Regions from separate parts of the Homo sapiens genome. Here region 1 is linked to region 2. The links are chromatin contacts, found by Hi-C or POLR2A ChIA-PET in ENCODE. All regions are on one chromosome and are shown on one strand. Each heading gives the region's core, a stretch centred on a gene start or an enhancer-like site at or near the end of the contact. The rest is flanking DNA. Distances are from core to core; before and after follow the strand shown.

Region 1 (3,411 bases), core at 648-3,147, 120 kb after region 2:
TTATATATTATTGCATGCCATTTCATGGTGATATTAGTAATTGTTATTTTCTCTGAGTGATGAGGAAATTGAGACTCAGAGAAGTTAGTATTTGAGTTTCCGTATCCAAAGCTGCTGCTTGTTCTATCACATTAGTGGTGGTTCCATGATACTTGATGAAACTCAAGACAACCCATGAAGATAATTTTGGGATGCTTTAGTAGAGAAAGAGAGGGCCAAGAGGCCTGCACCCTAACCTTGATTCAACCAAAGCAGTTACAGTTTTAATTTATTTTATACGGTGGATTTCATGTATTATTTCATTATTGCAATTCATGATTCCTGAACTTTTAACTAACACTTTCAAGTGAATAGGCCCAAGCACCTTGGATCTGTATCCACCTATATCCAACTCTGGAGTTCTTTGAACTTTGAATCATCCTGGGTGAAGGCTCTTACAGTAACTTGGGCCTCTTTGTCATTCACGGCAAACCCAACTGGGGCAATGAGAGAGTTTTTATTCTTATTGTACCACTGAATCCTTGTGTGACTTTGAGCAAGTTACTTCTCTCTGACTTCAGTTTTTTTAATCTATAAGATGAAGACACTGGCCGGGCGCAGTGGCTCACACCTATAATCCCAACACTTTGGAAGTCCGAGGTGGGCAGATCACAAGGTCAAGAGATCAAGACCATCCTGGCCAACATGGTGAAACCCCATCTCTACTAAAAATACAAAAATTAGCTGGGTGTGGTGGGGCGCACCTGTAGTCCCAGATACTCGGGAGGCTGTGGCAGGAGAATTGCTTGAACGCAGGAGGTGGAGGTTGCAGTAAGCTGAGATCGCACCACTGCACTCCAGCCTGGTGACAGAGCAAGACTCTGGCTAAATAAATAAATAAAATAATGAGAACACTGAACTGGATAAGCTTCCAGGCTGGCGTTCTGTGAATGTTGAGGGAGGGGTGGAGATTGTTGCATTCTTCCAAAATAAAGTACTCGTGTACTGGCTGGAGGCCTGTCAATAAGGTTGCCAGATTCAGCAAGTGAAAATGCAGCACTCTCATTTAAATTTGAATTTTAGATACACAACAAAGTCTTATTTATTTATTTATTTATTTATTTTTAGTATAAGTATATCCCATGCAATATTTGGGACATACTTAAGAATATCTGTTGTATATCTGAAATTCAAATTGTGTCTGAGTGTTCTATATTTTATTTGCAATTCTACTTTAGAAGTATATTTTTTCCTTTAGCAAAGAGTTGATATAAATAAGCAAACAAATAAAAAAACTCTTTGTTAATTATGGTCTTGTTGCCTTGGTAAAATCTTTCTCTTTCAATTTGTGACATCATAGCACCCAAAAGTATTAAATGTAGAAGGTGATAACAGTACCATTCCCAGAGTTTCCTTTAATTTAATTTACTTATTTTTTTTTACAATTTTTTTATTTTTTACAAATTTTTTACTTATTTAATTTACTTATTAATTAATTTACTTATTTGTGTTTAAGAAACACAATTCTGTGCCTGCATATAACATTTTGTGCTTGCATATGACATTTTGTGCTTGCATGGGGGATATCTTTTTTCATATCTGATGATTTTAACAAAAGCTCTTGACTTGAACAAGCCTCTCTTCTCCCTACCCCAGACATGTTCTTTTGGCCTAAACCCATACTGCCATCACAAGGAATTTTGTTGGCTGTCTGAATTTCTTTCAAATTCTGTTACTTTGTGTTTTAATATGCACACACACATGCTCACACATACATGCTCCTCCAATCCAAACTCTTGCACTTTTTGCTTCTCAACCAGTGATTGCATGTGGCTGGTGGTTTACTGATTGTGAAATCATCTTGAAATATCAGTGAAGAAAGTGTTCCTCCTGCATTTGTGGCTAAACTCCCCTCAGGAACTTCAGGTTTCTTTCTGCCTCCTTGGGCAGAAGGAAGCACTCACTTGGGGTGGCCCTGGGGCAGTGAAGCAAAGAGGCTGTCAAAACCAAGCCTTCTGATAATGTGCTCCTGACATTTTGTCAGATGTCTTTTGCAAACATTTGGTCCTAATGGTAATAGCATGCATCCTGCATAGAATCACTGGTGAATCTGGGCACTGCTGAGCCTGTAGGTCAGAAGGTATAGAGGGACTGTACCCTAAGCCTAGGCAGAGAGCCTCTCCAGAGCAAGAACTGAGTAGCAAACGTGGCCTTGACATTGGCTCAGTCCTTTGAGGGAGGAGGAGAGCTTTTCAAGGAAGAAGGTCAGTGCAGAGGGAAAGTTTGTGCTAGGAGCCACCAGATAGGCAAATATACAGTGAGCTGGACCCAGAGTGGGTGTCAGCATTACTTCAGTGATGGTCCCTCCATAAAAGAAGTTGCAAGGGCCTTGTACGCAGGCCTTACCTCTTGGTTTGGCTGAGCATCCAGCTAAAGCCCCTCCACCCCACCCAGCCCCTATATATGCTGCACATCCTGCACAGAGGATTACATAAAGAGGAGGTGTGTGGAGGGAGGGCTGTGCCTGAGGGACTGGAGATTTGCACTTTCTTCCCATGTCTACCGGAAACTTACTACAAGACCTCTGGTGTAAAGATCCATCTGGTCATAGGGCTTTATTGAGCTGATTTCTAAGAGATGTTCCAGGCTTGCCTTTCTGTGATTCTTTTTAAAATTATTATTATTGTCATCATTATTGTGCAACAGTTCATTCATCCGAACATAGGTCTAGAGATAGGAAATTCTGCAGCTTAGGAAAAACGGCAACAGAATATGTAGGACATACTTTTTCCATGCATATTCACCCAGAGACACTTTAAGAAATCAAGGTAAGTATCAAAACACAAAGGCATAGCCAACTTTCATTATATCCTATTGATATCTAATAAACACATATCTACTATGCACCGCGCTCTGCTTATAGGACAGAAATAAAGCAGGCAGCGGCCTTGTCCTGGGAAGCTCACAGTCCCAAGGGGCCCTGACAATCCCAAGAGCTGGAGATTTGTGATAGTGGGAGGAAGGGCAGAGCCCTGTGGGGACCTGAGGAAGAAGTGGTGCATTTACCTCTGCTTATTTCTCTTGTGGAAGTGATATGTGGGGGTGGAGGTGGCTTGAACTATTGGGGCAGCAAATAGAGGAAGTATATGCTATCAAAAATAGAGGGGCAAGGAGGAAATAAAAGTTCTTCTAATCTAACAGAAACACAGAGGGGCCTGACAAGGCTAAGGAATGAGTAATTTTCCCTGGTGCTTTTGGACCTGAGCTGTCTGTAACATGGAACTGGGTTCAGGAAAGGGAACCTGCCACAGCCACATTGTGACACTTGCCTGATGTGAAAAGGCAGAGCAGTGGGTGCTCTGGAATCCCTTAGTAAGGGATATATAGGGGGGCTTCCCATGGGAGGATAAGGAGGTTGCTCCCAGAGGTTTT
Region 2 (3,506 bases), core at 323-2,822:
AATACAGGCTTCTCAAGTTTACCCAACTCTAGCGCTAACCAGCTCTTCAGAGTCCTTTCTCTCCAATAGTCATCTTTGTGTAAAGAGCCAAAAAGCAAATGTTCCAATTAATGAAAAGGCTCTTCTATAATAGGATTTGTATGAGATCAAAAGGGTTTCTAACTGGGACAGACCTGCAAGCTTGGAGTGCTGTGCTTTTCCAGCATGTGCTGTAATTAATACATACACTGAACATTACATATAATCTGCATATTATTGACCCAATGCACAATTCATATGGTAATGCCATTAATTGCATATTACCTAGGCGGCTTAATGAACATTACATAGGTTTTTAATGGATGTAGTTACTATAATTGAGTTCAATTATATCCCTGCCATGCATATGAGGTCAATAGACTAGCTCGACCCCACAGGGTCTGGGAGAAAGGAAACAGGTGTTTGTAGTGAGGGCAATTTGTGAGCTGGAGCAGAGAGAAGGGAGAGGCCAAGGGCCAGAGATGACTTGCTTGGCTGGGCCCTTTTTAGGGCCCGGATAGTGGTACACAAAGCTGGGTAAACAGCAGGCAGTCTATGCACAAAGGCAGGATCTCCTGCTTGCCCCTCTGCTGTGGGTTTGGAACAGGGCACCAGACTGGAGCCCTGAAGCCAGCCACGCCCACGCTGTAACAGGACACTTTCTTCTACGCTGACCCAAAGCCAATGGGCAGTTGCATCACTTCCTCTGGCAGAGTGGAGGCCACATGATTCTAGCATCTGGGCTTGCCAGGGATGCAGGGGAGCCCTGCCTGTCCATGATGCTGGCGCAGAAGGCCCTGAGCCTGGTGTTGCTTCTTTTCTCCAAATTCTATGTCTGGAGTGGAAGAGGCAAAGCTGCTGCTCCCATATTCTGGGTGCTCACACCCTCTAAAAGAGATAACCCCATGTGGACAGAGAACTAGGGAGTGAAGAGGCATCAGAGTTCCTCATACTTCCCTTCCTAAAAAAGAGAAAGGTGACTCAGAGATGACAAACACCTGCCATAAACTAGGCACTGCTGATGTTACCTACTTTACCCTCCACTGGATTTCTCCCATTTGGTTAAAGTGATACTAAATCTTCAGAGAGGTTAGAAATTTTCCCAAGGACACACACACACACACACACACACATACACATGCACACACAACACAACACAACACAACACACACAGAACTTGTTGAAGGTGGGGTCAGAATTTGAACTCAGGTCAGTCTCACCCCAAAGTTTACAGCACCCAATTACTCCAGGCTGCTTTGTTGCAACTTTGCTGTGTTCCTAGTTTTGAAGGCCACTCCAGAAGGGGTAAAATAATGATGAAAAGGAAAGTTTGATGCAGATATCAGGATAGAAAGAAAAGAAGAAAATGAATGATTTTTTTTAAAATCACAGAGAGAGAATTTGATTTTTCCAGTAACCTTCTTGCAAAGTATACATTTGCATGTCTCTTTTTCTGCCTGTCTTTCCACTCTCATTGACCGCTGATTTGCTAAGTTGGGCTGGCCAGGAATACACTTTCTATTTAGAAAGCAAATGCGGCCAGATTTGGGCCCCGGCCTAGGAGCTGACTCACTTTTGCTGGGATGACACATTCACTGCGCATGTTTCACAATTTTCAGAAACACCAGATTTATTTCTGTCAATACCCAGAGCCCCACTTCGCTGTCCACCTAAGGCCACACACTGAGGCGTTGCTATTTTTTTCCCTGGGGCCTAAATGGATGGGAAGACTTCCCATGCCTGAAACATCACCCTCATTTGTAAGGAGAGAAAGTCTGGCCAAGAATTGCAGTGTTTTTAACCAGAATTTGGCTGGCTTTCAATAGCTTTATGCCAAAGCTGTACCAGCCAGAGAGATGGCTGTGAGTGTGTGTGTGTGTGTGTGTGTGGAGGCGGGGGGGGGGGGGGTGAGGCTTGAAAACAAGGCAAAAAAGGAAGGAAAAAAAAACACGCAGACAGCAGAGAGGAAAGGAGAGAATAGGAGAGAATGAGGGTTGATTAAGTTTGGCAAGGAAGAAAAGAGAAGGAAGAGAGGGAGTTTAAAAAGAGAAAGGCAGCAAGAGAAATAACAAAGGAAGAATCAGGAGAGAGAAGGAGAGATTAACTTACTTTAACTAATCAACTACTATGAGAATGCCAAGCATTGTTGGGGATGCTTCTGCACACCACCTCATCTAATTCTCACAACCACCTTGTGGGTACACATAATGAAGCTTCATTGTTATTAATAAAGAAGTAGGGGGCTCAGGAAGTTGGAACCCTTTGCCCTGAGGCTATACTGATAATACAGGGCAGAGGGATTTGGACCTCCCATCTCTGACTTTTAAAAGCTTGGAGGACTCTGCTTGCCATCAGGGAGCTTCATGGGAGGCCCTGTGATCTGGATGGTCCGTGACAGTCTCCTCTAAGGGGGTTGTTTACACACTTAGACACTAAGAGCTTAAGACTTGAAGGGACTGCTACATATACAAAGCTCTGGATTCAGAGCTATCTGGAAACTTTCTCCAGGGTAAATAAAAACAACCACTTCAACAATGTTGCCAATGAATCTCTCTCCAAAAAAGAAAAGGAAAGGAAAAGGGAAAGTGATGCTATTTTTTCCCCCTCCAAAGTAAAGGTTACAACAACATTTTCTTTGAGCTGATGTGAGAGCAGCCAGCAGACATTTCTTTGGTAACCATCTCCATGTGTCTGTGTGGAAAGTACCTTGCAGTGACTAAGCGTTCGTTGAGGTGATTCACTTGTCACTGCGCTTGGGGACTTTGGACTAGTCCTGGCAGCTGCAAAGTTATTTTCATCGGCTTCTGACCCAGGCCCTCCCTGCAGGGCACAGGTGCCTGAGAATGTACCCCTGTCTCTGCTCACAAGGTGAGCAAGGGGGGCTGGAAGACAAGCTCTCTCTGGACTCCTGGCAAGACTTCTAGAAAGTCCTAGCTGCTAATTTCCTTGGCAGCCTAGGAGTCAAGGGTCTGAGGCAGCACTCAGGGCTTGAAATGAAATGAAGCTCATTTACTGAGCATCTAGGATATGCCAGAAGTTTTCTCTTCATTTGTCTCATTCTTCCTCACAGTAATCCAAATAAATGTTTTCTTTTGTCATTGAAACGGAGACCCTAACAGAGCAAGAGGCCTGACCTTCACACCTATGTAACCCAAGGTCACAGAAATGCTGAGGGGCCATGTGACTCCAGTGAAGCAGGAGTATCCATCCAGCCACAGAGATGGGACCTGTCCAAATGGGACCTGTCTGTTCCAAAGGTTATTCTGCTTGGTAAGTCTGTTTAGATTGCAATATTTTATTAAAATTATATACACATAGAAAAGGGCACCTAGAAGTATACAGGTTGATAAATGTTCACAACCTGAATAGAGCCTATAATTAACACCCAAATCAAAAAGCAGAACATTCCCTCTGGTCACCTGTCTCCAAGATGACTGCCATCAGTTCATTTCCTCCAAGTATATTAATGTCCTTTTCCTGGAGAAGTG

The links. A loop is a pair of places that touch in the nucleus more often than their neighbours do. ChIA-PET counts read pairs that join two places held with the same protein, here RNA polymerase II (POLR2A). Pooled maps may share reads with other maps.
Region 1: a loop to region 2 is called in a map with no recorded cell type, with 2.2 times the contacts of the local background. The contact joins two enhancer-like sites. A Hi-C loop is called at or near these places in 7 of 37 single-sample maps with no recorded cell type and 3 of 50 pooled maps. POLR2A ChIA-PET finds 5 or more read pairs at or near these places in 1 of 52 experiments (HEK293).

Annotation. Positions count from the first base shown.
Region 1 is chr9:107,865,225-107,868,635 of GRCh38, forward strand. No RefSeq gene overlaps it. Among named protein-coding and RNA genes, the nearest start is that of KLF4, 380 kb to the left of the region's middle. Within about 2 kb of position 1,898, at least 2 of the 41 ENCODE cell types and tissues checked have a DNase peak (open chromatin) inside an H3K27ac peak, as active enhancers do.
Region 2 is chr9:107,749,264-107,752,769 of GRCh38, forward strand. LOC105376208 (a long non-coding RNA gene) reads left to right here. Exons shown (of 7, transcript XR_930229.2): 2 at 3,128-3,288. Among named protein-coding and RNA genes, the nearest start is that of KLF4, 260 kb to the left of the region's middle. RefSeq lists enhancers at 1,889-2,616, 2,658-2,757. Within about 2 kb of position 1,573, at least 33 of the 41 ENCODE cell types and tissues checked have a DNase peak (open chromatin) inside an H3K27ac peak, as active enhancers do.